Linked DNA regions of Mus musculus: region 1 is linked to region 2. Evidence: chromatin loops called from intact Hi-C (ENCODE). Cell type or tissue: left cerebral cortex. All regions are shown on one strand. Links, peaks and the distances in the headings refer to the core of each region. The heading gives the core; the rest is flanking DNA.

Region 1 (16,222 bases), core at 5,351-13,350, 170 kb after region 2:
TGGGTTAGGTGGGCTTAAGACTGTAAGTCATTCTAATAATTTCCCTTAATAAGTTCTGTGACTCTAAGGATCCCTGATTAATATAACACCTCTCTCAGTTTAGGATCGAAGACTACATTCTCAGATTAGGTTAGTCCCATAATAGTCTTTGCTGCCGTGATCAAGCCAGACCTCCCAGTTCAATACACAACTCACACATCCTTGCATGTTTTGTAGCTCTGGGTCCCACTGCCTTAAATACTCCCTCCCCACACCTCTTTCCTATCTGTTCTCCAAAATTTGCTTCAAAACTATCTCCCACATGGAACTCTTCTGGGGTCCCTTCTAACTAGAGTAGTTCTCTGTCAGCTAAAACCAATGACAACATGGCTACCGACAGAATAGTCCAAGTCCAAATGTTTGTTCTTTAAAAAAAAAAAAAAAAACTTATTTAACCAAAACACCTAGCACTGATCTTTTTGTATGTAGGTTTCTAATAAATGTTTTCCTCTGTGAACAAAAAACTTAGTGTGTGTATTTCCCTAAATAACAAGATCCTTTGAACCCATCCGAGCCCACCATTGTTCTAGATCCTGGGATCTTGAGTTAATGTTCATTTTTCTTAATGCTTCCTTGGATAATCTTACTCTTGTGCTACTGTTTCAATGTTTAGTAAGTGGCTCTGCCTCTATATACTTGTAATTTTGTTGTAAAATACTCTCAAACCTCTGTCCTCAATGGGAAAAAAAAAAAAAAGGACACTGGCAAGAATGCAAAGAGGAAGAGGCTAGGTGCTAGCCTTGGAGCTGTAAACATAGAGGTGCCAGAGCTGCCGTCCTGCGTGGAACTCTCTCTCCTTACCCCGAGATGTGACTCGACATGTCCAGCTGATGACATTACTCAGATTGATTTTATTTCTATCCTAACTGTAATACGGATATGTACTATATCCTACAAAAGCACTGTACTAATCAAGAGGCCTAAGCATTTGTCCTCTCACCTTGGAAATTTCAGATGCAGCAGAGAGGGGAAGGGTTGGCTGCGATTCAACTTCAGACTTAATAACATAGATATAAAATTCACCATGCCGCAAAGCAGATGTCTTAGCTGTATACTACAGAGAGCTGAAAAGAGAGCAAAACCCAACCTGCAACTCAAACCCCTTGTTTGGGGCACTACATATTAACACCTGTAAACGGCCCATTATTCTTTACAGCTGAGCTGTCTTCTTGATAGCTTAAAACGGAGAAATACACAATTGGAACTGTCATAAGAGAAGACATATTGGTCTCAATGGAAAAAAAAAGATCTCCCTTGAAAAATTCAAGTTTCTCTTGACACAGTGGGCTCTCCATTTGTTTTCAGGAGATGTAATAAAGAGCAGAGTAGAGCGGGTCATAAGCTTCTGAGTCATGATGCCGAAATCCCAGAAAGCAGGTTATGAACTAGAAAGAGAATGGTCTCTAGCCCCGAAAATCCTGAACACAAAACAAACAGCCAGACAGAAATGTAAGGTTGCCTAATGGTTTGCTGTCGAAGTTCATGTTCACAGATGACGTGTAAAAGAGGGTGTGTTCAGTTTCATGGTTAGCCTCTTATGAGATGAGCTGCATCACCCAAGAAAACTAGCCAAGATGTAACCCAGAGTGGCTACACCAGCATGTCATCGAGATGCCCTTTCAAGCATGCTGATGGGTGGGGTTGGGGAAGAGGTCCTTACACTAGGTTATCTTAGTTACCTTAGTCAAGGCATTTGCCTGCTGGAAGCACAAATTGCAGGGATCCCTGCAAGGGGGAAAAAAAAACCAACTAGGCCAGCTGATACTGTCCTCTTCGAGGGGTTGGGATTTATCATCTCTGAAGTCAAGGGGCAGCACCTGCCAACAGAACTTTTATCTGCCTTTCTGCCTGTGGGAAGATCCGAGTCTGGAAAGCTATATTTTAGCAGAATCTCACGTCTTTCTACCTCCTGGAAGAATCTAGATGAAATGCCAAGCTTTCCATGTGAATCCTACCCCTCAACTGTTGCATGGTGACAAGGAGCTAACTCAGGGTGCCAATGAGAGAATCTACAAAGCCTTAGGGAGAGAAACCATCATTAAAATCATGAAAGCCTCATGCTCACCAGAGGCCAATGCTGGCACTGTACCACTGGCTCCTATCAAACAGCCACCTGCAAGAAGACCTTGTTAGAAGGAAAAGAACTGTTTAATTTTAAAACTTTCCCCGTCTGCATTTAAAGGAAGAGGCCCACGGGTACCATACACTGTTGCTTAGGAACACAGTGAGAGTATAGTATAGATCCCTGTAAATTGTGAATCACATTTCAGAAGAGAAACATCTGATAAAAGAAAAGTACCAGGACTGAAACCGAAGCAAAAGAGAAGCTTTTTCTTCCTCTCTAAGGTGGGGGTGGAGGGAGTCTCTTGTCTGGCTCAAAGCATACTTGCATCTTTCTGAGTATGAGAAGGAATTATTTAAGGCACGACTTCAAGTTACTGTGTTCTAATTAGTGCAAGCCTTGATTGTCTTTCTTTAATAACCCTTTAATGAAATTCTTTTAAAACTGTAGATTAGTGTTTATTAAGTCTACTCAATGTGAAAAACAGTGTTTAGTTGATTACTATTTAAATAGGGAACTCCCCCCCACCTTTCAGTTCTGTTAATCCTATGTCTATGTTAAGTAGTTATTTTTTTTAATTATTACCTGCATTTAGCCCCTTATTTAAATGAGCCCTAATGCACACTCGAACAACCATATGGCTAGAAATAACCTTAAGACTGAAGCACATGCAAAACAACATACTTCTTGTGTTTTTCTTTCTAAGGCCAGGATCTCGATTGCTCAGCTCCTGGGTACCACACTAAGACACCAAGGATCACAGCCTGTGATCTCTCCAGGCTGCGGGAGAGCTTTTCTTCCCATGTCCCCAACCTAATTCAGGGCCTGGCACATGTGAAACTTGCCATGTTGTTCTGCTGGAAACTCAGTCCTTGAATGATTAACCTGCTCAGACATTAAGTGTGTGTCTGAATTAAACCAAGAAGAGTGAAAGACATACTTCATAGGAAGATAAACTCAGAGTGGTCTTTATGAAAGGTCATTGCTGTACCTGGAAAAGGGGATATCAGATTACCTTAAAAAGGTTTAGCAGAACCTTTGACTCTCACATACAATACACCTCGGAGGGGGGGGGGACTTTGTGCTTGTACACAACAAAGACTGTGTTGTTTTCTTGTACAAATGTCCTCCTTTGCCAACCTGCTATGAACACAGTGAGTATCCTTAAAGCACGTGAGATGGTGCACCATGAGGAGACACCCCTACTGCAATGCACTCAAAGACCCAGCCATGTTGTTGCTTGCATGCAGTTATCATCCATCTGAGATACGAAACAAGATGAAGACAAGGAGAACAGGGGGGAAAGGGCAAGATTTTGGTTTGTTTTCTTTTCCCCCTCAGTGGATTTCTGCTATGTAGTAGGTATGTGTGGTCTACGGCCTTTAAACAATATGACATGTACCAGTTCAATCAAGGGTTGCTAAAATGAACAGGCTGCTCTTTTTAGAAAACACAACTAAAAGGAACAGGACACAGAAATCTTTCAGTGGATGTTAAACAGCCACAAAAACTTCAGCCCAGAAAGGAAAACGGAGGGATCTAGACTTGTATGAAGTTCCAGGAAGACAGTCAACAGCACATGACTAAGAACTTGAAGACCAATAACACGGTTTTTTTCCTTACAAAATAAATTATTGAAAGTGGTCATGAGATTCCTAGCAGACAGAGATACACAGTTTCCCAAGGAAAGTTCATCAGGGAATGTATTATTTAAGACTGGATCATCACAATGCTATTTTTAAAACTATCAGTTTGCTGCCAAAATTGGCCATGGCTGCTGATACTGGCCACTGGAAAAATGATGCTCTTTCATGTAGTTCATCCACTGACATGAGAGTGGTAATGCAAACTATATCCAGAGGGGAAATCTACTTGCTAGCTAACTACCTGAGACAAAGGGAGCTGACCTCTACTGGGTACAGAGACATGAGCTTCCCTTTAGCTGATGAGGGAAACCTATGACACTTTAATGGCCTCAATACTGCCTATGCAAACTCCATAACCACCGAGAGAAGCATCCCTGAGAGGAGTATGACTGGGCTTATTTAACTTCTCTCTTGCCTTCGTTCTCTACTCCTGTTGGGGGTAAGAGTGCTGTAGTGGATGCCTGAGAGACAGGATTCCAGGTAACATTCTCAACCGGGAGCCCACTAAGGTCAAGAGAAGCCATGTCACCCTTCAAAAACCAAACACAACAAAACAAACAAGAAGCCGCCCATATCTAGAAAGGATTAAGCGGCAGCCAGCACCCTTAGATTTTACTGTACATACAAACCAAAGATTGTGACTCAGTGGTACCAGAGTGAAGCCTGGGATTCTCTGCTCAGGAAGGTCCCCGTGACACCCATGCTACTGATCTGTAAGGCTTCAGATATTTTTCTAGAATGACTGCTGTCTCCCTACTCTCTCTTCCTTGCCTTTCTCTAGATGGCACAAAGCCCTCAATTCAGACGTGGGGCCAAGTCATACTCTACTTTAAACCCAATTACCTCTTTATTTAACTTGCAGAACCCTCTATCAGAAGCTGGTCCTTCCAAGGACTGTTTTCTCTGGAATGAAACATGGAACAATGTCTTCCCCAGGCTTGGAGCACTCTGACTTTGGAGCAGAAAACAAAAAGTGATTTCCAGTGTAAAGCTCCAAGTGTTCTCAGTAGGTCTACAGTCAAGCTGCTCCACTAACCATGGGAAATTATGTCCACCATTCCCATTATTATCTCATGTCAAGAAGCTCTCAGCTGAAACGTAGCTGTGGTTATTAAAATGTCACCGCAGTATGCATCATGTTAGAGATGAAATCCCGACCAACTAAAATTAAAGGGAAAGCTATATGCCAAGTGCCTAAAACAAACATTTACATTAATAAGACACTTGAAACCATAGGCTGATATAGACCAATCATAAGAATTCTCAAATACTACCACTTTTATTCCCAAGTGATCACATTTGATTCCATTTTCTGACACATACTCTTGTCAATGGGCTTTCTTTTTCTGCATAGCCATCCATTTATGTGTTTTTCTGAAAACTATTAGACGTTTTCTCCATCATTCATTTATGTGTTGTTCTGTATGACTTACATGTACTATAAGAGGCTTTGTCTTTTTTTTTTTTTTAAGTTTTTATCATCTCTTCCAATATGCCATTGTGGTTTGGCTTCATAACACGAAGCCTGTGCATTTATCAACCTCAGATACCTGTTGACCACAAAGATAGGCCCTGCAACAAAACCTTGATGGTGAACAGAGAAGAAAAGAGACTCTCCATTTAAAGAGAAACCTCGGCTGTCTGACGTGTTAACACGTTGCGAGTCGGCACCAAAGGTCAGTTTGTATCTGAAGCCCTGTTTCCCATCTTTTTATTAACCTGATAGTCAATATCACACATTCACTGCTGTGGATTTCTTTCAAATAGAAAGAAACACTGTTAATAAAAATATGAAATAATAAACCTAAATCAGTTTTATTTTGACTTTAAAATGATTCTTCTAGAGCCCGAAGTTCCCATCTCTCTGAATACAGTGGCTAAAATATCAAACCACCTACTTAACTAAACATCTTACAAAATAGCTTCTCTCCTTCCGCCAAGTCTTCCAGAATTGCTAACAGACTGATCCTGTGGGATGTCAACAAACAAGCAATTCACAAAGAGCATGTGAATTTCAAGCACTTAAAAACTCTGATATTTGAGTTAATTTTACTTTTAAACATCGAACAGTGCCACCAATATTTTGTCAACTTTGGTCAAATAAGATCAGATGTTCACATCAATCATCTATTTTTCTTGGCTTTTTCAGGGCCTATGAATATTAGCATATCTTGCAAACTGTAGTAAAAACAGAATGTGCTTCTAGATATTTGGTTCACGTTCAGTCAGTTACAGACTTTTTGTTCCTGTTAAGATATAATATATATGTATATGTATATGTGTATATATATATATACATATATATATATACACACACACACACACACACACACACACACACTCACATATATATTCGTTCTCTTTATACTACCAAGGCAGGACTAAAATGAAAACCCTTTTCATTAAAACAAGGTCTTTTAAAAAATGTCAGACAATAATGATTGCTTTCACATAACTTAATTGTTTTAGCTATAGCAAGTCTTAAGTCTGCTCTCTGCCCTTAAAGAACCAGAGAAAAGCTTAAATCACACGGTAAAATATGGAAGCTGAACCTCCCAAGATCCCAGAAAACTATCACCCCATAGATGCTCACCAGTGTTGTGGATACGAATCATTTTAACTTGTCAGGGCTGGAGACGCCACAGCTAAGTGGACTCCATTACCCCTTTCATAGGCACCCTAGATGCAAGTCCATTCAGCAGTAGAGATCGCAAAACTATGTAGAATGCAGGTAGAGAAAAGTAAGACATACAGTGGATGCAGACTTCTAAATCATCGCATATTCGTTGACGGACATGTTTAGGGTGCACACCCACCATGCCCACTGGGGACTATGGCATAGACAGACTGGATTCCACAAACATCCACGAATACCTACCTAAGCTTACCTTTTTTTTTTTTTTTTTTTTTTTTTTTTTACAAGCTTAGCTATGATTTCCAGGAAAAGGAGCCGTGTTGTTTTTCTTTGGGAAAATGTTCCCAAGTGAGTTAGAAAAGGTTTGCCTGCGTCCTCTGGTGGAGCCTGCATGTCTAGATGGACCTTTTAAAGTTTGTTAGTCCACCAGAGGAGCTAAAGATGCATAGGTCAAGAGGGAGTGTTGGAGGTCTGGTGCTTACACAGGACCCAGAACATCTGCAGCAAGCTACTCAGACGAACTAACTCTGAGAGTTACTGGAGGGATGCTATTATCTCCAGATCCTACTGGATCAAAAATGCTGGATTCTTGCTCCCTCACAGCCAGCGGGCAGGAGTTAACACAGTGTTGGCAGGGTGTGATGTACCCAGAGGAAGAGAGTGAGAGGTCAGGGGAGCAAAGCTACAAACTCGACTTTATTTCATCTGCTCAATGGCCCATTTTGACCCAGAATCCACTCACACCCCAACCTGCGCATCTTGGCCTTGAGATCAAAGCCCAGACTCATTCAACCAGACATGCACCTACCCAGCCTCCGTTATCCTGGATCCAGGTGTGCAGATGCCGGTTCAGGTACTCAGTCATCCACAGGGCGATGTTGTCCACCAGGGGTGACATCTCCCTGTTGACGCTCTCCACACACATGACCCCACCGAACTCAAAGAAGGCCACAATCCTCCCCCAGTTCACCCCATCCCTGAAGAGTTCCTCCACCACCGTGGCAAAGCGTCCCCTCGCGGTGAAGGGCGTCAGGTGCAGCTGACTGGACATCTCTGCGAAGTCACGACGGTAGCGACGAGAGAAGTCATCCCCAGCCCGGCGGAGGGTCAGATGGACCACAGGTGGCACAGGGCTGAGCGCAGGCCCAGCGGTGGCAACGAGGGGCCTGAGAGGAGACGTCCTGGCAGCCATGTCCCGGTGCACAGCGGGCATTGGGTTGCTCTCAGGCTGGAAGGAGAAGATGCCAGGGGTGGGGGCAGCCCCCAGGGGCGCCGCGTCCGCATCTCCAGCATCCCACTCGTAGCCCCTCTGTGACAGCTTATAATGTATGTACTTCATCACGATCTCCCGGTTATCATACCCTGTTCTCCCGGCTTGCGCCATCCTTCCCCGAAAAGAAGCTGCAGGTACCAATGGCACTTCAAGTCCCGACTCCCGCCCCACGGCCCCGAAAGAAAAAAAAAAAAAAAAGAATAGTTATAATCCAGCTCTTTTATTGGATGTGCTTTGCATTCTTGGATGAAGGGGTGTCTTTAGTTACACCGAACACTTGATTCTGGTGTTTCCCCGTTGGCATGAGATGCAGGAAATTTTTATTCAAATTCCTTTCTGCTTTTTATTTCATGAGGTACATTATTTATTAAGCTTTGTTAATATCAGTCTACTTCCTCCGCAATGCTGAAAGGTGAAGAGGCGGGACGACCTAGGAAGTTAAAATCAGGTGTGTTTTCCTTTATATATTTAGGGTAAGAAAGGTATATCCGCTACAAGTTACACGTTTAAAAATGCATTAAACTGTCTGGAAATGAAATTTGCTTGAATGCACTTGAAGTAAAAAAATATTTCAAACGCGTCCATGGAAAGTTATATTAAACAAAATTCCTGTGCAAAGAACTTACTGTATTTTCTAAGGACGGCATGATCTTCTGTCAAGTTTACCCTTTTTTGGTAAAACCCAAACAAATACATAAGGCAACCACACCATCGATCTTCAGAAGTCTCCTTGTATAAGCTTCTTTACAACTTGCAATGAATCGGGAGTTGGGGTCTGGGGGCTAGGTGGAGGAAAAATCAGGAGGGTTTCCAGATTGGGTCCTCACACTCCGGCTTCACTGAGAATGTCAATCCGTAGGAATCCCAACCAGAGATCTCAAGAGCACCGCAGCGGGGCAAAAAGGCAGCGGCGGCGGCGGCAGATGAATTACAATTTTTCAGTCCAGCATTTGCAGAAGTCCTGTGATTCTCCCTTCTTCTCGGCAATTTACACTTGCACACACACGCTGGAGCGCAGGCATGGATCCGTATCCACCGGACCGCTTCAGACCTCCAGGGCAGAGAGACACGCCAAGGGGACGATGGAGGAGCTGGGGGACCGGGACCGGAATCCTCTTCTGATTAAACTCCGAAGGGCCAACGCGCTTTCCGAAACGGGAAAAAAAGCAGCTTGCTAAATGCAGGCACGGACGCGCTGGGGCCGCGGGTGCCCAAGGAGCAGCCCGCGCACTGTGTGTGGTGCGCTGCGGGAGAAGGAGGTGGTGGGGGAGGGTTTGCCCCCCCTCTTTTTCCTAAAAAGGATGACTGCTACGAAGTCCCCCCCTGGTCCCCTCTTCCGCTGCACCCCACCGGCGCACCCCGCCTCCGGGCTGCGCACCCTTTCTCCTCCTCCGCTGCGGGCGGCGCTGGCGGCCGCCTCCTCGTGCTTGCGCCGCGCAGCCCGTTCCACGGTGACGGCTGCGGCTGGGGAGGGCCTGGGCACCTCGGTGTTGGCGGCGGCGGCTCGGCGGGGACCCGGACGCGGGGCGGGAGGACGGGCCGGGGAGGAAGGGGGCGGGCGCGGGGCGGGGGGCCCGGCCTCTTACTTCATTCTCCGCCGGAGCGCCTGGTTTCCTGTACGTACGTCACCGTTCATTCAAAAAAAAGAAGAAAGAAAGCCCTCCTCTGAGCGCCCGCCCGCCGCCTCCTCCCGCCGCCCGCCAGCCGCCCGGGTTAAAGGCGCCGCGGCCGCCCCGGGGAGCGCGCGCCCGGCCGCGGCCGCTGGCCTGGGTGGCGGCCACCCGCGGGCTACGCTGGGCCCCGGACCGTGGGTGGCGCGGGCCTCCCGGGCGGCAGTGGCTCAGTGGGCGTGTGAGGGGCCTCCTCGGGCCTGCGGGGCTGGCTGCTGGCTGGACGTGCCTATAGCCAGGGCCAGGCTGTGGCGAGGCACCTGGATCTTTTCTAACAGGATGGGCACAATTGCATGGATCTTTTTCAACGTGTACAGTGTGCACGACCGCATGGACTTTTTCTATGTAGCATGTGCAGGTCACATGGACCCTTTCTAACCGCGTGCATGGAATGTGCACAATCCAATGGACCCTTTCTAACCACACATAAAGTGTGTACACAGTCGCTCTGTGTGTGTGTGTGTGTGTAGTGCAGTGTATCTACAATCATGTGGACCCTTTAAACAGTGTAGTGTATACAACCACATATAGTGTATAAAATCAAACAGACCCTCAGCTAACCATGTGAACCCCCAAACACTATGTTATCAGCTCTCAGCAGCCAGAGAGATTACCGAGACATATATTGACTCCTAAGTAGTGAGTAGTACCAATATGCTACCCTTGGGTGAAGAGAGGCAACTCCCAACACAGTCTCCAGGATATTAATTACAAATGAAAATACTTAGAATAACAACGTTAGCATGCTTGTTTCTAGGCCCTTTTGTCCAGACACCACAAGCTGTGTAACTTAGAACAGGTCTGAGTACTCCTCTGCTCTGAAGAGCATGATGTGATGTCCACAACCAGCAAGGGATGTGCCTCAGAGGCTGGTCTTTCCTCATCTCTTCTTAGTCAGACAGTGGCAGACTGATGGCAGTCGCTGATGCTCTTGGCTTGTTAAAGAATAGTCAAAGTGGTATGCGGAGTTACTTTGGAGGTGTCCAAGCAGATACCACATGAGCACCCAGGCGCTTTTAGCCTCTATCCAGGCATACCCAACTTGGTGACCAAGGCCAGACCTAACTCGCAGTGGGCCAGTGAAGAGAGGAGAAGAGAACAGCAGAAGTTTGAGTTTCAGGGACAGTTTTTCCTCTGCTCCTAACGCTCCCAGCACTGGGCTGGGGCTGGACCTCAGGGAGTGATACCTGCCACCTTTCAAGGCCATGACCCTAACACGGCATAGGTACGGTTTTGGATATCCTCAGCTCTGACCAGCATGCAACCTGAGACGGCTTCAGAAGATGCAGCCATACAGATAATGTGTCTATGTACCCACAGACACACAGTGCCACTGTCACTTGTATGAACCCAGACAGAAACAATCAAGCTGAGAGATAGATACATAAAACACCAAGAAAAACTGTGCTATGTGATAACTATGTTATCAGCTCTCAGCAGCCAGAGAGATTACTGAGACATATATTGACTCCTAAGTAGTGAGTAGTACCAATATGCTACCCTTGGGTGAAGAGTGGCAACTCCCAACAGTCTCCAGGATATTAATTACAAATTAAAATACTAATGAAAACTCGTGGTTGGTGAGATGGCTCAGCGGTTAAGAACACCGACTGTTCTTCCGAAGGTCCTGAGTTCAAGTGTCAGCAACCACATAGTGGCTCACAGCCATCTGTAATGGGATCTGATGCCCTCTTCTGGTGTGTCTGAAGACAGTGACAGTGTACTCACATACATTAAATTAATAAGTAAATAAGTAAGCTGTTCGTTCACAGGCTAGCAGGTTGCCACATCGGGCTTAAGAACAGAGCACATGTGCAGGGTGGACAAGTCCCACAGGCTTGCTGGATTACTGTGGGAACAGCACATTCAGTCACTATCTTTACCTCATTCCAAGTTTAAAAGGGTGTATTTTGTGTGTACATGGTGTGGGTTGGTGGAGTACATGCCATGGCATGGATTGTCATTGGACAGCACCGTGGAGCCATTCTCCCCTTCCACCTTTATTTATTTGAGGCAGGGTCTCATGTAGCCCAGGGTGGCCTTCAATTTGCTGTGTAACAAAGGATAAATGTAATGATTTTCCAGCCTCTATTTCCAGAGTGCCAGGATCATAGGCATGCATAATGACCCATTTGTGTGGTGTCCGGGATTGAAATTAGGGCTTTATGCACACTAGGCAAGTATTGTACAACTGAGCTACAAAAAGCATCTATTAATATATATGCACACATGCACGCGCGCGCGCGCGCACACACACACACACACACACACACACACACACACAGTACTTTTTTTTTTGCTTTTTTACTTCTTCTCACCCTGTTAGCCATGAGACCACTCTCTGTCCTGTGAGAATGGGTGCCTTCCTAGGAGTCTGTTACTAAAGGGATGAAGGGAACCTCTCCTTCACAGCTCTCTGATGGCACTGAGAGTGCTGGAGAGGTGGCCTGCACTGGGGGGAGGCACTGAGGTATGTGTTCACAGAAATGGAACTAGCACTGATGGTAAAAAGACCGCTCAGGGATCCTCCTAGGACCATGTCTTAACCTCCCACATTACTTCAGAGGAATCCAAAGACTTTGCATGTTTAATGCCCTGCACTGGGCTGGAGAAACAAGAGGGCAGGAATGGGGTGGGCAGGAGTCACGGTGTCCTTCTGCAATAGGAACAGCCAGGATGGAAGCATTCCCTACTTCCAGACACAGAAATGCTCCCTCATTTTTCCTTAAGGGTCTTCCCAGACCCTTCTGTGGCATCTTGGCCCTGACCAACTTGGCTTGGGGACAAATAACTTCTGGACCAATGTACGGTGGCCTTTCACTTCCCAAGGTGGCTTCTACCTCTACCGAGTCCAGGGGCCAGCCTTTGGTGCCTCTGGTGGGTAGCATCCAGCCAGAAGGGAAAAGGGCCAGCCACAGAGAAAGCCGACATAACAAGGGTCTGAAAGGCCCTTCATCCTCTGCTGAACAGAAAGCTTTCCTTGTGAGGTCCGCCACCTGCTGGTTGGTGCTTTGCAGCATTATTCGGGAAGTTCTCTTGAAAATCAATGTGAAAGTTTCCCAAGTTTATGAAAATGAAGAATATTCTAAAATGAACATAGAACTGGTTCGTGTTAAGTATGGATATCAAATCCTTCCATCTCTGGAATTTTTAACTGAAATGAGGGAAAAGACCCTTCACTGAGGGAAAAAAATGATAGAAAGACACATTTTAAAAGAAACTCTGGGTTATTTCAGGTTAAAAGCTGTAAGCAGATGGAGCAGAAATAAATCTGTAAACAATATGAAGAGGGGGAGGGGCGCCGAGACTGTTACTCCATGTAACCTGAATAAAACGAACTATTTACAAAATGAACATTTCACAGGCCTAGGTGTAAGCCAAAGCACTGGCTTTTGATTTCTCAGGTCCTATGTGGGCACCATGGGCTCCTGTACAGAGCTGTGTGTAGGCACTGGTGGACGAACACTGCATAAGCCCTACTATGTAGGCCCTACTATGTGAGCCTACTATGTGGGCACCATGGGCTCCTGTACAGAGCTGCGTGTAGGCATTGGTGGACAAACACTGCATGAGCCCTACTATGTAGGCCCTACTATGTGAGCCTACTATGTGGGCACCATGGGCTCCTGTACAGAGCTGCGTGTAGGCATTGGTGGACGAACACTGCAAAAGCCCTACTGGCAGTGCTCTTAGGACATTCAGGCTCAGACCTTTCTTCCCAAGACCGGTCACATTATTTTCGTCTTTCTGTGCTATCCAGCCATACTTGTCATAACTGGGCAACACTTCCACCAGATCAAAAACAAGTAAGTCTTAACCTAACCTAGAAACTCACCTGACTAGTTTATGGTGGATCCTAAGCCTCACAAAACCCATTAGAGTAAGAAGCCACAACCTCTACCACTAGGCATGAATGAAAAATCAGCCACACTGAAGTGCAAAGTTAACAGTGCACAAGCAAGGGCCTGGGGTGAGAGTGGCCCGGCCTGTGTGAGGCTTTGGGTTCAATGCCCAGTGCCGGAGTGTCAACGCAGAAACGGTGCTCACTTTTGGTTTACAAAAGAAAACAGAGAGAACTGACTTTTTCCTGCCTTTCAAATGAATGGCGTTTAAGGTGAAGTAGGACAAGGAGAGGAACTTGTCTGACAGTTTTCAAAGCCTGCTCATTTCTGGATAGCAACTGAAGCCATTGAACAAACACGTGGGAAGCCATCACCCATAGCAAGGGGGCAGAGAAGAATTTACATTCCTCTCCGTGACTACACTCATCTGCTATTTAGCAGACCTCACAGCGTCTCCTGATACTAACTACAAATCAAAATAGTTAAACAGCAACATTAGCATGCTTGTGTCCAGACACCACAAAGTATGTGAATTAGAACAGGTCAGAGTACTCCTGTGCTATGGAAGGGGGAAGTTCATAGGCAGCAAGGGATGTTCAAGGCTGAAGTCTTTCTTTGTCTCTTCTCAGTTAGCTGGTGGCAGACTGATGCCACTGATGTTCCCCCACTCCCATTTCTGCTGTCACTCCTCCCTACCTCGGCTCCTATTCAGATATTCATTCTTCCTGTGTAGCTTCCTTTTCTCCTATTCTTTTAAGGTCATTGGCCGTTCTGTTTAAGGCTAATGAGGACACCAATACCAACCCTATTCCAAAGTCCAAGAACTTCAGCATCTTTTGAGGTGACATCCCTACCAGCCGTATGTCTTTAATGGGGTGCCTCTCAAACACATGAAGATTGTTTGCTGCAATATCCCTACAGCCTAGGCAACATTAAAATTGAATTCCAAGGGATACCACACCCTTCTCAAACTCAAATCTTGCTATTTCTTCTCTGCTCAATAGAGTTCAAAAGCTGGCGTCTCATCCTTATGACTCGAGCTGCCCAAGCCTGCCTCCCTTCCCTCCCACTTGCCCTTCCCAGAGCTGTGCAAACATTTGATGGCTTTCTTGTTTTTCTTTGTCCTTAATTTTCCTTTGGCAGTAAAGGGGATCAAACTTGTCACATGCCAGGCAAGAGCTCAACACTGAGCTGTGTCCGAAATGTCTTCTTAGCATCTTTTGCCCCCACATCTGTTCCTCTCTCTAAACACACCTAACTTTCTCCCTTGGAAATTCCGATCAGTTCCTTAAGCTTCAGCTCAAACACTTGTGTGAAACCAGCCCTGACTTCTCCAGGAAACCTCCATACTCCACCCAGACAGCTTAGATGTAGTTAGTTTTGGAGGCTAAGAAGTGAAAAACAAACAAACAAACAAACAAACAAGCAAACAAACAAAAACAAACAAATGAAACAAAAACCGAAACAGAAGCCTCAGGTGGAATCTGGCCCCATGGAACTGACAGCTGTGACCTTGAGCTGGTTAGTGAACATCTCTGCCTCTCGGTGCCTGCTCCCTCATTTCTAAGCAGAGGTGTAATGACCGATACCCATCCTGTGCATGTATACTTCCACTGAGTTAAAACACACAAAGTGCTCAACAGTGCCTTGAACCTATCTGTTCTGAATTTGTTCACATAGCTTAATCACACCTCCTGTCAATCACAGTACACTTTCTGGCTGTTCTCTGCTAGATTGCAGACCACCTGAGGGAACAGACATCTTTAATACACTCCTTGCCTACAAAAACACTTGGCATTCACATATTTGTGTTATAAAACTCAAAGGTCTCCAGCCAAAGACGTGGGTGGATGCAGGGGGCTGCGAGTGGAGGGAATACATACGGGGCTCCAGCAAAGACAACAAAGGGGTGGAGAGTGGAGAGGAAGTGCAAGGCTTGCAGTCATCAGGAGGGAGAAGTTTACCCCCACCCCAAGCCCGCCTAGGAGGCTCATCACAGAAACTCAAGCAATATATGTAAAATGAGGAAAAATGGGGGTTAATAAGCTCATTAGTAGAGTGAAAAGAAATAACTTTTCTTTTAAACACCCAAACATACAAATCAGAGAAGCGATATCATATGCCATTTGAATATAAAATTTTCAAATTTAAAGAAAAGTTTGGCTTGCAATTCAAGATGCTTCCAAAATGATCTACTTAATGAAATGTCTTTATAAAACTCACCATTGAGTACAATGAATAAAAGCAATTTAAAGGTATAAACAAAATCATATAATCAACATAGAGCTGCAGAAAACATACAATAAAATTTAACAGAGACCTATTAATAAAAAACTCTCAGCAAACAGGAAATGAGAAATTGTCAACCTAAGAAATGAGCTCTATGAAAACCTTACAAGTAGCCGTCTATGTTGTAGTGAGATGTCCGAGCATTTCCCCTAAGAGTGCAGACAAGCAGCAAAGGAAGACCTATGGTGAAAAATGTGTTTTAAGAAACATCTCCTCAGGATGAGCAAACATTTCTGCTTACAAGAAACCAAGGTGTTCTCTCACCTACTTCTTGTTATCAAAATGTAGACACAGCTCACAAAATAAGCAGGAATAAGGGTCAGAAAATCTATTTGCATATGAAATGTAACTGTTCAAAAAGCTTTATTATATTCTATATTTCTTAGGCTTCTTTTACTCATACAGACAGAGCATACTTGAAATGAATGTTCAGATTCCTAAGTATATATTGTAAAAATATTACTTCCTAAAAATAATAAAAATCAGGCCTTATGAAATGTCTAGGAAGCCAAATAGAGACAATGCTATAAAAGACTTTTGTAGCTTGATTAAGTATCTTTAAAATGACAAATATCTAGAAAAATAAATTTTCAGATCAGTAAAGCTTGTTCCCTAGTCTGTATGTGTAATTCAGAAATACAAGATATGAAAATCACATTACAGCAGTGCTACCATACAGTACCGCCACAAAAGCTTCTAAGGTAGAAACCCTGTCCTAACATGTGTCAAAACGCCTTAAGAGTTCACACCACAAATAAGTATAAAA
Region 2 (16,222 bases), core at 3,540-11,539:
GAATCAACTGGGAAGTCTCCGAGGGACTATCTATAATGGGTTGGTCTATGGACATGTCTATGAGGGATTATCTTAAATTATTTGATGCTGGGAGACCCAGCTCATTGTAGGATGCACCATTCCCTAGGCAGATGGTCCTGAACTGTGTAAGTGTGAAAAAAAATTGAGCTAAGTACAAGCATGCGCATATCCAGTCTCCTGCCCTTGGTTGTGGATGGGATGTGACTAGCTGTTTTAAGTTCTTGTGGCCTTGACTTTTCTCTGCTATCTTGGATTATAACTTGGAATTGTGACCTTCAAGCCTTTCTCTCCTAAGTTGCTTTCTGTCAGAATATCATATTACAGTAACAGGAATGAAGGCTGAGATCTCCATCCATATGAAATAACTCACCAAATAGCAATATGAATTCTCTCAGGCAATGTAATTCATGCCTTGTCTCCCAGGCCTTCATTAGAATGTGCTCATGATGGTCTTAGTAGCTTGTTAGGGAGGCTTTCCAAAGGTTTCTTTGATAATGACGAATAGTCAGCACAACCATGTTAGCGTGTTATAAACAGTTCCAGAGGACAACTGGTGCTGCTCACTGTATTTTATTTTATTTTTTCAGACAGACATGGGGAGTTAATGGCAATGTAATGTTTTCTAACAACACAAACAAAGAGCCATTATATGTAACAGTAGCCAACTGGAGACTTATTTTACCTTAAGTATGCCAAATACACTTATATATTTCTTGTATGTACAGTGCTATAGGCATCAGCCACGCCTAAAAGTATCAACCTTAAAAGCAGCCCATGGATATAAGTATGAAAATCTTGATAACAAAGCTTCCAATACAAAACACTTATTTGAACATTACTTTACTTAGAAAGAACCCCACTATAGCTGAAGCCAAAGCAAAGTTTAGCTGAAAACCTAAGAAGATATTTTAATAGAGAACCCCTGTCTCCAAAGGAAAATATCTCCTAATGGAAACTGAATCTGCCATCAATCCTTCAGATGTTATCTCGGAGGGGAGGATTTCATGAAGGGAGCCAGCTGGAGGGCCCACTGCAGGTTCCCAAGTGGGAAGGTACAGGCATTGCCGCATAGCCACATGGCCGGCACACTTAACATTCCCAGGATTTCTGATTAGCTAGCTTTTCCATCTTCTGTGACTCTTTTTGTCTTCTGTACTGGACTTGGTGCATGGAACACTGGCTTTATGTTATTCTTCTTAGATATCCAGGATGAAGTGCTCAGGTGCCATCTGCCCTCTACCTGGTTTTCTTCATGCCTGGAGAGATGCACAGTGCACAGATGTCTATAGCGGATTGAATAATTCCCTGGCCAAGGCTAAGGGACTGCCACAATCGTTTACCTAACTCAGTCTCACAATGTTTTACTTAATTCAATCTTATTGAATTTTTTCTATGTTGTGTATAATAAACAGAGAGAAACAGATGTCCCTACCAACTGGAAAGTTGTTGTTTAAATACCCTGTTGGTTAAAATGTCAAACTTACTGTTTAAACACTCATTAGCCATATCCAACTTGAAACATATGCTATTGCTTGACCATATTAAGCCAGACTTTGAACTAGGTCAATGTCCCTGGAGTATAAATGTACCATAGAGCTTCCTTGCTTCTTGCAAAAAGTCCTCAGGCGAACATAACTTTGACCCCCATAAAGGTCCCTCACTTCTCACAGCCTTGATTTTGCTGAAGACCTTCACACCCTGGCCCAATCTAGGAAATGTTCTACTCATGTAAGAATTCTTCATCTCTCCCACCTCATAACAAGTGTCCTTTGTCCCTATAATAATGGCATAGAAAAATCCCTGAAAGACCCAAATTGGGCAACAATACAGATCAGATCAGAGCCTTCATGGGCCCGACAATGGAGAATTGTATTTCTTAAAAAGTGTGTGATCATATTTGTCTGAGCTGCAATAGAGACCATAGTATAAGCTCAGAAGAGAACTTTAGTGGCTCCCTAATTTCCTTAGACTGGCTTATATTTCAACCTTTTCCTGTTATTTTTTCCTGATAGGGTAGGTGTACATTTCTAACTGTAACTGATAAGGAAGTATAGAGACACCCATCACCTTCAAAGCACAGTTAGAGTTGAAGCTCACATTTATGAGTTGTTTTAGTCTAGGCTCCATTACAAACACGGGCTATTCACAATTCTGCCTATTCTATTCAGTGTGGGACCTACACATGTGGGTACTGCCACCCATTATCTACATTCAGTCCTGATTATTATAATCCCTCCTGGCTTATGAGCACTTCCTAAACCCTGCTTCCCCCTTTCCTAGACCCAGCAATGCTCTTAGATGTAATAAATAAGAATATGCCTGTGGAAAAAATGTATGTATGTATGAATAAAGGCCACACCCAAACATCCAGAGACAAGCGAGCTGGACAGGATGGAGGGTTTTACTTGAACTACATGAAAGTGCTCCCTTAACTGTGGCTCTCATGGACATCTCAAGCCTTCACGCAAGTTCAGGCCCTGAGGAATCACTGAAGATCAACCTCTCTGTTTTTTTTGCCATCTCTCAGAGAGCCTGGGCGGGTACTGGGGCTCTGGAGGGCATTGGGCTGCTCTTCTCGATGGCTCTCTCTGAGTCTCTCAGCCCACTTCTACGTCTGCTTGGCTTTGATTGATGGAGAGATTTCAAAGCTTACAGAGGAGGTGAGATTTGGGTGTGAAGCCCTTCTGAAATATGAACTACATGCAGATGGCTCTCTGTTGTCTGATTGCAAAATAATTGAGGTTATTAAAAAAAAAGAGGAAGAAAAAGGCTAGTCAAGTCAGATTCTATGTATACTCTTTGCTTCTAACATGTTTTTAACAAGAAAAAAAATTGCATCACCAACTACTTTTAGAGCAAATGCAGCCACAATACTGTCCAGTTCTAGGGTCCAGGGACTTGGAGAATTTGCCATTCAAATCAGAAAACAAAATCCCACACCTGAAGGACTCCTATGAGCTGCTGCTGCTTCTTCTTTTAAATGTATATACATTTTTTTCAAATACTCTACAAATCCAAGTTTGAACAATAGCAACAAAAACAAAAGAGAAACAGGTTTTATATTTAAAATAAATGTCTGTGTTCTTCATCGTTACTTCAAGAAGCAGCTTGAAGGAGCCGGTCACTTGGTGTGTACTGCAAACCGACTCCTCCATTACAATGATCTTGGCAGGATAGCAGCACAGGGTTTCTTATTCCATATTCATCGCGTGGAGAATGTAAACCTTTCACAGGATAATATTTCGCTTAAAAACTAGAATAACTTGAAAAGTTCTGATCATCCTGTTCTCTGAGACCTACTGGGGAGTTCTGGCTCTCCTGCTCTCTCCCTTGTTCTCTCTCTCTCTGCACAGGGAGGCAGGCCTGGGGGACAGGGGATAAGAGGAGTCCTGACACATCTATGCCCAACAGGCCACACAAAGCAACCCTCTGAAGGCCCAGCTGCTAGAGCCAGGTCCTAACCCCTTGCTCTGCTTCCCATCTGGATTTCTAAGTGAATGAACATCATGGGTTTAACCAAACATGCATGAAATCCTAGGTAACTTGAGTTAAATGCTGAATCGTCCAGGGACAAGTAAACCTGGAAGAAACAAGGTCGAGTGGGCAACAGCTATATCCATCATGATAAGCAATCCCAGGGTCTGTCCCGGCAGAGGGGTAGGCTCCAACAGCACAGCGGAGGGAACAGGCAAGCCCAGCTCCATCGGTTCCTCGCATCTCTCTAAAGCTGTTCCCACCTTTTCAGAAATGCTTTTGAAGAATCAAGAGACAAATACCTCAAATGGAAAAAGTATCTTTTTCTGTTTGTGTGACTAACAAACATTCTAGAGGTCATAACTAAATACAATTTAAACAATGCTGAGATGCATGGATTCTTTTTGAAAGCAGCTTTTGAAATATCAACCACAGCAATAAACATTGAGTGAAGTACATTCCAACGTTAATACAGATGAATGGTACAGGGTGTGATAATGCCCCAAAGGTAATTCCACAAATACCCCCATGCTAATTCTGAACTTGGGGAAAAAGTGGTTCCCCTTTCATTAGCTGGAAATTTCATCACTTCTTTTGTTATTCCTCCATAATATACCATCTTTTTTTTTTTTTTTTTTTTTTTTTGGCCCCAGGATGTATAGATAATCTCCACATTCCATACATTCCTGAAACTTTTTATTCTCTCTCTCTGTCAGATTTTCAAATAGAACCAAACTACAAGATAATGTTTTACATGTAAATCCATAGACACGGGTCATCGACTCCGTGAGCCTCGCTTCACTGCCTCCTTAGGATTTTTGGCCAAAGTAACTTAAAGCCTTGCCTTAAATGTGACAGCACTGCCAGCAGGTACCTGTGGCCACCTAAAGCTCCGCCGGGCTTCTTCTTCTGTGTGGTGGTCTTCCTGCCTTCACTATGCCCTCAGGCAGGATGGGCACTACCTGCGTTCTCCTCTCTACAGTGGCAAGTGTCTTAGAAAGAGCAGTTCTCCTGCTCCAGACAGGCCCAGCCTGGAGGGCCTGAGGGTAGCAGACCCTGGTGAGTCTCTATTATATTGCTCTTTCTTACTGGGTAAGTCTGAGCTCAGAGACCAGCTGCTCTGTTCCAAACCCGGTGAGGAGGCTGGTGAGGGCCACACTCAGGGCAGGCTGCCCAGGCCAAGTTGCTGAGCCACAGGGAGGTTCTGCAGATGTTGGTCTCCATAAAGCAGGCACTTGTGGCTGCCTGAAGCGCTAGGTGACCCCATTCTTCCTGATGCTGAAGAAGTCGTCACACATCCACTTCCTGGAATCCAGAAGCCTTTGTTTCCTCCTCAGACAGAGTGAGTATTGGAGGAGGGGGTGTGCGTATCCAAAATATATGATTATCTACAGTCAGGGCTTAAGGTACTGGATGATATTGTATAAACTGCTAAAATGCTTCTCGGCACAATTGGTAGCTTAAAAAAATAATTTCCTATGATTAAGGGCATTTTCCCACCACTGTCTTTCAGCAGGGAAGTCTCAGTGGGTACCAAGTTCATCTGAAGTTTCCAGCCTTTGTCCTCTGACTGGGTATGTACCATGTGAGTCATATACAAAAGTCCCTTCTCCAGTCCATGGAAGACCAGGCTTTCTTGTAGGCACCTGCTCCTTCTAGCATCCTGGCCCCCAGGGCCAGTATATAGAGATCACATTGAAGCCTTCTTCAAAGCTTCTAGCAGCCAGACTGCAGGCTTCCCCAGCCGTCAGGGTCCTGTGCCACTTGCTCTTTAGATGGTGGGCCAGTTTGGCCAATATTGAAAACAGATCCATGACCACAGGCACAGGCCAGCAGGTGGAGCCACACGTTTCTTGGCAATTCCTGGTTCGGTTTTCAAAGCCTGGAGTTTCGGTGGAACTGTCTTAAATAAATAAATCTTTTTTTTCCTAAATAATGTAAAAAATAAATGATATTTCCCTTTGGCAGTAAATAGCTGATTCGACCATTTGCCTGAATGTGTGTGTGTGTGTGTGTGTGTGTGTGTGTGTGTGTGTGTGTGTGTGTGTGTGTTCTGCTTTAAAAAAAGATCACAACTTTGTTTCATGGTACATCATTGATAATGCATATAATTTCTACTGCTTTAGTGAACCTTTTGCATATTTGTTTGGGGCAGGTTTGTCGACCTCACTTGTGGCCCAGGTATGCACCCAGAGTGATGCAGGCCCCGACCAGGGCCAGGCTGAGCAGGGTCTTCAGAGACAGCCAGGAGAAATCAAACAGAGGTCGCATGCTGGGGCCATATAGTTCCACAAAGGCATCCTGCAGAGGGAAAGAGAAAGAAGGACAAAGAAAGACTGTTAGCCACCAAGAGATATCATGGCCTCCCTACTAGCAGGGCAGAGGCACGGTACCCTGTGCCCCTGCATGCCAGGTAACTTCAGACCTCAGAGGGGAATGCAAACCTACTCTTTGGAGGCAATGACAAAAAGTGGACTAGAAGCTCTTATTGTACAAAGCACTTGTGAAACAGGGCTCACCCCAAGAGATATCATGGAAGGCAATGGATAGGAAAGTGTTCAGGATAAGTCAGTAAAGACAAGAAAATTGGCGGTTTTGCAATTTTTTTTTTTGCTTGCACAGCCATTCATAAATACAATAAAGCACAGTTCAGTCAATGTCTCTCACACATTTCCTTTTTATTGTGAGCTTGCTGTATCCTAGGGACTGTACTAGACACCTAACATACATTATCTTATTTTTCATACCGATCTTACAAAATCATTTTCGTTCTTCCTGTTTAGAAGATGGCAATCTCACCTGCCTGTTGTAATGGGCTGCCAGTCAAGTTACAGGGCAGTTGTGAGGGAGAAGAGCCAGGCATAACTGCCCAGATTACAGGCTGCAGTTTTGATGGAGAGAGCCAATCTAGCTCACTTGTAGGGATTCACTGAGTAGGGGGTTGTTAGGAGTTAAAGAATATGGGCAGGAAGTGGTAGAGCCAGGATTCGAACCCAGAAACGAGCCAATGCCCTTTACTTTGCTTTGTGCTCTCTGGCACTGGGATTCTGGCTGGGTGCCACCACACCTAGCTTTTCACACAATGCAGGGAATTAAAAGCATATCTTCATGCTTGCGAAGTAAGTCCTTGACCAGCCGAGCCATTTTCTCAGCCCTCACACTGTTTTGAGTTTGCCCTACTTTCTCTGTGTGCTTATTAATCTATTCCTTCTATATGGAACTGCCTCAGAGGATTCTGAAGAAGTCTTAAAGGGGAGGCTAAATGCACAACTGAAGGAGCTGCTCACGTTGCTAAATATCTATTCACATGGCTCTTCTTCGTGAATGCATAGTATCCTGTACCCGATCCTATAAACAACATTTTATGTTTCATGCAGAATTAAAGCAATATTAAGATATTCTTTTGTGTATAAGGTGTTTATCCATTCATATTTTAAAAGAATAAGTTCCCAGAAATCTACTGCCAATGCATCAACACCGTTAATACCAATAATTACCAATAATTATGGAGGGATTGTCCTGAACTGCCCTTGCCCCCTCGTGACAGCCTTCTGACCCAAAGCACTGTTTGCAAAGTGGCAATGGCTTAAGGCCCTGGTTCAGATGAAGGACCATCTTGTCCCCTAGGGATGTTTGAAAATATCTGGTCCTCATTATTTGAGGCGAATGAGTTATTGGCTTCAGTGGGTAGCTTCAGGAGTGTCACCATCCCATAAGGTATGAGTAGCTTCTACTAGGAAGGATGACTCAGATCCAGACACCAATGACACGGAGGCTGAGAAGGTCTACTTTACAGGACACCCTTAGACCAAGGGCCACAAAAGAACAAGCAGCCTAGGTGAACATCAATGATGTTGGCCACATTAGCAATGGACGGAGTTGCTGGCCCTAGGCAAACGTTGGGTAGCTCTGGTGGGGCTAGATTAACTTTTGCCAGGAGGGGGCGCAGATGATTTCTTTTTATGTATCTATTGTTGGGGGATGTCTAAAATTGAGTTCCAGAAAAGACAGCAAAGGGTACAAATGAAATATATGCACAGTTCTCTTCGTCACAGATGAGGTTCCACCTTGATGAGCTCTGAAGAAGTAGCCTTCCCTGTGCTTGAGGGAGGACCACCTGACAGGTAGAAGAAAGACAGCTGCCACATCCAGTGGTCTTCTCCCATCTTTTCCATATCCAAGAGTGCGTGAGCCCCTAAAGGCCCAGTCAAAGATACCCTAGTTTTTCAGGGCATCTTTGATCTCAAGCTTTCCACTGAGAGGGTCAGGCTGTTTCTTGAATTCCATCAGTTTTCTGTGGCAAAATCTAAAACAAATTAAGCCCTTGGTCATGTGACCTTCCTAGTCCTCCTGAGAAAGTGGCAGAAGCAGAGACAAGTCTGGGGGGTGGGGAGAGTAGTTTTTTTCTCCAGGTTGCTTAGTACATAGAGCTAGGGGACTGAAGAAATGTCTCCCCCAGACCCTTCCCTTCCTGGAGCTGGGTAGTCCCTTTATGCCTTCACCCTTTCTCACCAACAGTCTCAGACAGCATCCCAAGGGCCATTTACATTATTGTAAAGAAAAACAGCTTTCTGAGAGTCAGAGGAGCTAGATTAATACCTCCTGGCTGAAAGAGTGGGGTGTGTGAGTGAGGATTTGAAGCCCCAAGGGTCTTGAAAGACCTCTAAACTTGCTGAAGGATCTGCATGACCCCTCAGCTTTGAAATTTTTTTAGTTTGTGTCCTTAAACAAATTATCCAACCCTGAACCTTATTTACCCCCCTCCCCATGGTCGCACAATCGGTAGCTGTAAAGAGTAGCCTATGTTCCTTGCAGTCCCTCTGTTAGTGTGGTCCCGAAGGGAACAAACACAGTGATAGCAATGTGTCCTGTTGCCTGTCCTCCATCTTGCCCTTTGGTAGCTCTGCACAGATCCACCTGCCTGTGCCCTCCTCTGGTAATGCCCATTTGCTCCAGCTCCCTAGGGAGCCAGCTTTAGTTCTGAAGACGGAAGTGGGAGTAGCTATATCTGCTTGTCCTGTGTTGATGACTAGTCCATTGGTTTGCAGGACAGGGCAGTGGTGAATCATTTAATCCCTGCAGATTGCCCAAGGCCCCAAAGCCCTGTCCTCTGTAATTCCAAATCGCAAGGGAACCCTGCGAGCTCTGAACCGAACCTCTGAAGAGCCATTTCTAGAGAGAATCTTGCTTTCTCATACATCCCAGTAAGGGAGATCTCTGAAGTTATTTGAACATCCAGTCATTATTCGTTCAAGCATGAGATCCATTTGAAGTGCTTATTTGCTTATTTTATTATATATAAGTACACTGTAGCTGTCTTCAGACACACCAGAAGAAGGCAATAGATCTCATTACAGATGGTTGTGAGCCACCATGTGGTTGCTGAGATTTGAACTCAAGACCTCTGGAAGAGCAGTCAGTGCTCTTAACCGCTGAGCCATCTCTCCAGTCCTATTTGCTTATTTTATGTATTGAAAACAACAAAGGGGCTGGAGAGATGGCTCAGTGGTTGGGGCATATGCTGCTCTAGCAGAGGACCCAAGTTCAAGTCCCGTTACTTAAGTCAGGCAGCAAATAACTGCCTGCAAATCCAGCTCCTGGGAACTCATCCCCACCCTCCAGGAGGATTCTATTGTTTTCTGTGGCTTCTGGGATCTTCCTCCACAAGCTGTCCCCACTCTGCAGCGCTATGTCAGCTTCGCCCTGTCTTCTGCCCCCTTTCCCTAGTATACAGACATTCTGATTTTCTCACACTGTCTGGGTGGCACATGATCTACCCTACCTGCTTTCTTTTCCCTTCCAGACGCCACCAGTTCCTCTCTTTGGTTCTTGTTACCTTCCTTTTACTGTCATCTTGCTTATTTCCACCTATGCCTCTGAGGCCACCTCATGGCAGCCTCACCTGCTATGTGGCTAATTGCCAGCATGATTGTCAGGTAGCATTGCACAAAGGTCTTTGACCACTCAAATCATTCATGCTCCTCATTCTTTGGGGCTCCTCTTGCTTCCTGGAGAATTTCCTTGCTGTACCTTTCATGGGCACCTCTTCCTAAGATGGTCTAGATATGTCTGGCTTCTGCCCAGCTTACTGTCCCTCTTTGTCAATCTTCTTCCTGTTCCCATCTTAAATACCACGTCTGTGATGAAGTCTCTGAAGTCATTATATATTTCTCTATTCTCATCCAAGCTGTCAGCTTCTATTCCAGTTGCTTTCTTGTGTGTGTTATATGTGTATGTTCATCTAGGGTGTGCATGTATGTACACACACACACACACACACACACACACACACACACACACAACCATGTGAAAGCCAGAAGTTAACATTGGGTGTTTTCTTCAGTTGTTTTCTGCCTAATTTTTTCCTGGATAAGCATTGAGCTCCAGGAACTCTTTGTCTCTGCTTCCTCTGCTGGGATTACAGGCACTTGAGGTCATCCTAGGTTTTATGTGGATGCTAATGATTCAGGCCCTCTTGCATGTGGAGCTAGCACTGTGCTAACTGAGTCATCTCTTTAACCTCCACAGTTGCAGTCTACCATTGTTCCCTCCATGAAGTCGTTCCCTCTTCCTGCCATCATGGTGCACATGCCACATGTTAGCTTGGGTTTCCCCGTAACAAACTCAAAGCCAAAAACTGAGTGTAAGCAGTCTACCTGGGAGCTGAGCCCAGGACACTGTAACTGAGGAGGATGTAAGAGTAGGGAAAACGGCCAAGTTAGAAGCTCCTCTTCCAACAAGAAAGGCTCCATCCTTTTAGGGATTAACCCTGCTGGAGAGACCTAGGAACCAGTGTGGACCAGTGAGCTGGGAATTTGAGCCGTAGCTCCTTGGTGTGCAGAACATGCAGACTGTGCCTGCGTTACACAGGGGTCAGTACCATAGCACTTCCAACCCATTGCACATGGGTGAAGTGGGCTCTCAAGCAGAGATAGGCTTCATGTGGTGGGAGCTGGAGGTGAAGTTAGTTACCAATGCAGGGGAAAGGCCTGGGAGGGAGGGCTGATGGCCTCAACACTGATGGCCACCAACACAAACTTCTGTCTCCATCACTGCCTCTCATAAGTCTGTTGTGGCTTCCAATCCACGTCCTCTGCCTCCAGCCTTGGGCTCCACATTAAACAGTTGCTTCCTGTAGCCAGAATGAGCCATCTAGTTACAAACCCCTCACCTCCGTGCTGATTTTCTAAGATCAGATTCTTCACGTCCAGTGTCTAGGCTCTGGCCCAGGCCGCTGTTTCTCAGTTCCTTCTGCTTTTCAGCAAACACTTGCTCATTCAGAGACCCAGAAAAGACATTTTCAACACTAAGCTGAAGGAGTTCCTTGTCCCCTATGGCATAAATATCATCTATTTCCATGACTGTCTCATCCAACCATTAGCATTTGGGGCTGCGGGTTTTTATTTTATTTCTCTCTGGATCCCTGGTGGTCTGTCACCCACTAGCCATTTGACATACACACATTAGTGGAAGAAACTGATTTCTTTAATTATATAGCAAGACTTCCAAATCCAATCTAATGGGCATCTTTAAGAGAAAGAACATGTGAAGGCCAACTTGCTGGTCTTTGCAGTCACCTCCAGTTCCTTCCCATAGGAGGGGCTCAGCCAGCTCACAAGGGCACTGCACATCATCTACTCTCTGGTCAGCTTCTGTGCTGCATGGTTGCTAAGCATGATATCACTTCCTCCTTCATTCCCTGTGAACCTCTGCGAGGCAGGTATCCAGGGTAGCGTTTGACAACTTGCCCTCCATTGGGGACACCTGTAGTGTCTTACCCACACTGGAAAGACATACTTATAAGATTCTCTCTACAAATGCACAACAATCCAGGCCATTGAGGTCTTTGCTACATAAAACTAGGCTATTTCTGGACATTCAGGCAGACATATAGAAGCCTGGCGCTTCTGAATCTTAGGAGACATGCAAATCCAACATTGACTATTTGCTGATATTAAACTGTTGGGCTCAAGAGGATGCCAGTGAGAGAAGGGATAAAGATGACAGCAAGAACACAAGTCATCGATTGGTAGAGTCCGGAAGTGCTCCCTGAGGACAAGGAAGCCGTGATTGTTTTGACATCAGGTTTGGCTCTGAGCGGAAGCAGAAGCAGGCACTCACAAGGAAGTGGAGGCTTTTTTTCTACCTGAGTGAAGCATCTGGTGAGGAAGTGACTCCATTTCCTTCTTATCGTTTGGCTGAGCAGGATTTCCTCTGCAGCCACATGTGCTAACTGGGCCCTGAGGGTTCCCTCTGAAGAAAAGGCTAGCTTTGTCAGTGGCTTGCTTCCCTGTGACTTTGCTTCTTGAGCCTTCCCTATTCTCCCAAAATACTGAATTCAGGTCTGAGGGAAAAGGAAAGGAAAAAAACAGCGTGTGAACACCGAGCTGAAGTCCACACAGCTGCCTGGCCTCAGGCGGTAGAGGAACGCATTGGCGAGGCATGAGAAGTGCCACTCTTCTTCCTCAGAGTCGCCACTGCTCAGTCAATGCAACTCAATCTTGGAGAGGCTCTGGGCCTGGAAGGCAGGGCTCTTTGAAGCATAGGCCAAAGACATGCATACAAGGAAACCTAATCTAAGCATCATTTGGTTGTAACTTGAAACCTGCTGGACAAATGACAAGAGATGAAAAGCCCAAATACAAAAAACAATAAAACTGCCTGCAATGGGTTGGGCCAGAGAAGTTTGGAAGATATTTTGTTATGAAAATCTAGGTAGGATGCAAATGAACGGGTGGATCTCAGGAGCCAAAGAGGGCACAAGATGAGAAATGTGAAGACCACCTCATTTCTTGAGCAGAACAGTTTGAAAGTAACTTACAAAGGTATCTGTGAGGTACTAGAGATCATGCAGCCAAAAGGCTGGTCAAAGGATACCAGGTCCAAGGGTGTTCTCAGACATATCCAGTTGCTACAGGAGTCTCACACCCCAGACATGGCCAAAGCCCTGGGCAGGAACTTGAAGGGTTCCTTGGCTCACCCACCACTTGACTTGCCTGGGTGAGAAACGACCCGGGGAGAAGCACAGATACAAGCTTGTGATGTGCACCAGCTCTGCAGATGCTGCAGGAAGAACAACCCATCCAGCTGTGGTTCAGGTCCCTCATGCATGGGGAGGTATGAAAGGCACACATGGAAATGGGTATAGAGTTACAGCTATGTCCTTCCATTCACCAAGTTAATCACAAAAGAGACTGAAGGCTCCATCTGTACCCAGCCTTGGCATCTCATCGTCAGCCTGCTTGTTCATTTCGACACCAATCATGATTTTGTGGAAGGCACTAAGAAGACTTTAAATATGATTTGTCTCTATCGTATAGTTTTTTGGTAATATTCTAAAAATTCAGGGTAGCTTTCCACTCAAAGCTTTTGGTGCATGTAGGCCTACTGACCCTGCAGAGTCTTGGCCAGGAGACTTACAACATGCTGCAGGGCCTCAGTGGAAGGCACTGGTGCCAGTTGTCTTGTTAGTGTGCTAAGTTACCTGACTGGAACAGAGAATGGATTTCTTTGGACTCATGAGTTGGGGAATGCTGTCCATCATGACAGGGAAGCCATGGTGGCAGGAGTGTGAAGCTGCTTGCTAACAGGCTGGCAGAGCAAGAGGCAGAGCAAGGCACCGAGTGGGCTGGAGGCCCGTCTCCACTCCTGATAAGCCCTACCTCTTAAAGGTTCTACAACCTCCCAAAACAGCACCACCCACTGGAGACAAAATGCTCCAACAAATGAGTTTCTGTGGGCTGTTTTACATTTAAACCAGAGTAGCCTTTTTTAGGGTGTTTCACCCACTCTGCCCACTGTAGCCTGCGTCCTAGTGGCCCTGGAAAAGGCTCTCCATTTCCCTTTCTGCATTCAGCTTTGGCCAGAGCCCTTCCTGGAATGCGATCATTTCTAGCTTTGGATTTACAACATGTTATTATTTGGGGGAGAATATCAGTTTACGTTATTGTACTATTTAAGAAAGTATGATGTGCATGAATCTTACTACAATTAGGTCATAAAAAGATAGCTAGCCAAGCTGAAAAATAGGCAAAGACTTTGAATGGACTAAATGACCCTGATGTGACCAATAAGAACATGAAAATATACTTAATATTATAAGTTGTTAGGGAACTGCTGTGGAAACTATAGTGAGCTGGCACTTTAGAACTCCTAAGATGACTGTAATTCCTAAAATGGACAGTAACAAGTGTTGATGAGGGTGTAGAGTGTTGGAGCCTTAACACAGTGGCACTGGGAATATAAAAGGCAATAGCCACGGAAGGAAACAGTTTGATGGATCTTTAAATAGTGAGCTACTGCATGAACCAAGAGTTTAGTATATAATCAATATAATTGAAAGCATATGCTCATATAAAAACTGTACATGAATATTCACGTCAGCATTATTTGAAATAGCCAAAGAGAAGAAATAGTCCAGCTATCTGCTAACTGATCAATAGACAAAATATCCTGGGCCTACACACTGCAATATTATTTATCCATAAAGGAATGAGGCTCTGCTATGTACTATATGCTGGGTGAACCTTGAAGCAAAAGCTAAACATGAAAGGATTAACATAAAGGTTCAAGTGCAGCATAATTCCTTTTATAGGAAATGTCCCAAAGGGTACGTTTTAGAGACAGAAATCAGATGAATTGTTGTCAGGAGTTGGAGAGAGGGAGGACTATGGAATAACTGTCAATGTGTACAGAAGTCCTTTTAGATTGATAAAAAAAATGTGTTCTGGAATTAGTGTAATAGTTGTAACACCTTTTGAATATTCTAAAAAAAAATGAATTGCTCATAGCAAGTGGAATTTCCTGGCATGTGAACTATATTTAAAAACCTGTCTTTCTTACAATCCATGAGGGGGATAGTTAACAATTTTACACTCTATGCAATTGGACAGGGTGTCTGATTCTCTAGCTCTGCTCCCAGTGGTTTGTGGGCTAGGGAGATTCCTTTCATTCTGACTGTCTCCCCCAGTGTTATCCAAGCTAACTGTGGTAGGATGCTTCATTCAACAGACTTATTCTGGGTGAGGATTCAGGCCAGCTGAGCATTCTTCGATATGAGGTGAGAGGCTCAGATTTGTGCAGGCCTTACATTCCCTTCCTCTGCAAACTGTTGCACTACTTGGATATGCACAGTCAAGATCTTCTCTGTTTCTCATGCATCCTTGGGGATATGGCTTGGGATGTGCTGGTGCATGCCAGAATATATGTCAGTATAACGTTGCAGGCAGTAACCTCCAGACTCCTCTCAGAGTGGTCCATCTGCATTGCACTCTGCTTCCACAGGCCCCTGCTCCTCTCAGAGCTCCCTGGGCTCAGGCCCCTCTGCTAGGGCCTCTGACCTTTTGGTGTGGGAGAAGGCCCTGTCTCCAGTGATTCTCTGAGCTCTTCTCCAGCCTCCCCACACCCTATGTTTCTATAGGGGACCTAGTGTACCATTTCTTTGTTTTCAAGAGACGGGGTTTTACTATGTTAGGAGGTTGGTCTCAAGTCAGGTCAAGTGGTCCTTCCACCCCAGTACCCCAAGTAGCTGTGATCACAGGCATTCACTATTGTGCCTGGCCTTCATGCTAATTTTAATTATTGTGCCTCAGACTGGGAGAAAAGTGTGAAACTCTGCTTGTCCTGGGTGCCAGATGGGATTCTCCGTGCCTCATGTGCAGTTTAGCATTTTGATAGACCCACCACTGACTTTCCTGGGATCTGTGGCTACTGTGTGCTCACTCACCTCCTTGTCTCTTGGCATCATCCCACAAGCCCCAGTGTCTACCTTTGTATATGAGAGTGACCGCAAGCGCTGCTGATACTCCACAGAACCAGTGGCAGCTGGAAACACTCACCCTGTAGGTCATTTCTTGGGCCACACATGCAGTGTTCCACTGTACCCGCCATGGGGCCTGTGAACACGTGGCATGGCCTAGCATGTCACTGCAAGAGTTAATTCATGAAAATATGCCAAAAATGGGAACTGAAAGCGCATGCTTATGAAGTTCTGCAGCTTGGCCTAATCACTGTCATCAGTATACCGCTGCTGGGGAGAGAGGCAGGGACAAGAGGGGGCTCTTCACTGATTAAACAGGGAGGACCAGAGCTGGGAGCCAAATGTTTGATTTTTCACGTGTTTAAATCAGCAAGTGTTGACTGAGGATGGTGGGAGGAGGTACAAAGCACCCGAGTTTCCTAATGGGGATTTGCTGAAAATGAGTTCAACCCTGGGATGGGATACGTTCCAGTAAGGAGCTTAAAGGAGACGCTCTTCCCATAGGGGACATTTGCTAGGCACTGGCAGCTCCCAGCCATACCTGGCCTGCAAGTGTCTCTTAAGACTGGATGTCTCTTCTGGAAATTCCACACCATATTGGCTCCATAACGCTTTCATGGAAGACCTATAGCACCTGGAACATCTGTCCCAGACCAGCTGTGGCTTTCACAGGATGGGCTCTTCCTACAGGTTTTGGTCTAGGACAAATAAGTCTCACACTCTTCTGAAAGCCTAATAGCCCACTCCAAAGTATCCCTTAAGACATAACAAGTCTCAACCTACTCCCAGCCTCCTACTCTGCAGCCCAGGGAACCATTCATTCACTCTGTGACGGTCAAAATGACCAAGATGGCCCATCAATCCAGCCATCAGTAAAAAGAAGGGTGATTACGTCTTCTCTGTCTCAGTCAGGGGCTGATACACGGTGGTAAACTCAGTGTGTTCCATGTGGGTGCGCTCAGGAAAATC

What was found. Peaks named below come from ENCODE experiments on the same cell type or tissue, not always from the same donor. Only the 100,000 strongest peaks of a DNase experiment are listed, where the experiment ranks them.
Region 1: a loop joins it to region 2, with 8 times the contacts of the local background. A loop is called at or near these places in 34 of 42 quality-filtered maps.

What each region holds. Positions count from the first base shown.
Region 1 is chr1:106,705,115-106,721,336 of GRCm38, forward strand. Bcl2 (B cell leukemia/lymphoma 2) reads right to left here and starts at 9,176. Exons shown (of 2, transcript NM_009741.5): 1 at 7,191-9,176. The coding sequence starts at 7,766. It overlaps Kdsr (3-ketodihydrosphingosine reductase), which reads right to left. Exons shown (of 10, transcript NM_027534.2): 10 at 15,296-16,222. In left cerebral cortex, for the core only: CTCF peaks have their summits at 6,780, 7,397, 11,028 (motif pointing left) and 12,330 (motif pointing left); DNase peaks (open chromatin) are centred at 6,925, 7,535, 9,006, 9,238 and 3 more places; H3K4me3 peaks cover 3,952 bases; H3K27ac peaks cover 1,371 bases.
Region 2 is chr1:106,537,603-106,553,824 of GRCm38, forward strand. Bcl2 (B cell leukemia/lymphoma 2) reads right to left here. Exons shown (of 2, transcript NM_009741.5): 2 at 574-5,796. The coding sequence ends at 5,662. It overlaps Mir3473f (microRNA 3473f), which reads right to left and starts at 9,029; the gene lies at 8,894-9,029. In left cerebral cortex, for the core only: CTCF peaks have their summits at 5,318 (motif pointing right) and 7,425 (motif pointing right); DNase peaks (open chromatin) are centred at 5,319 and 7,435.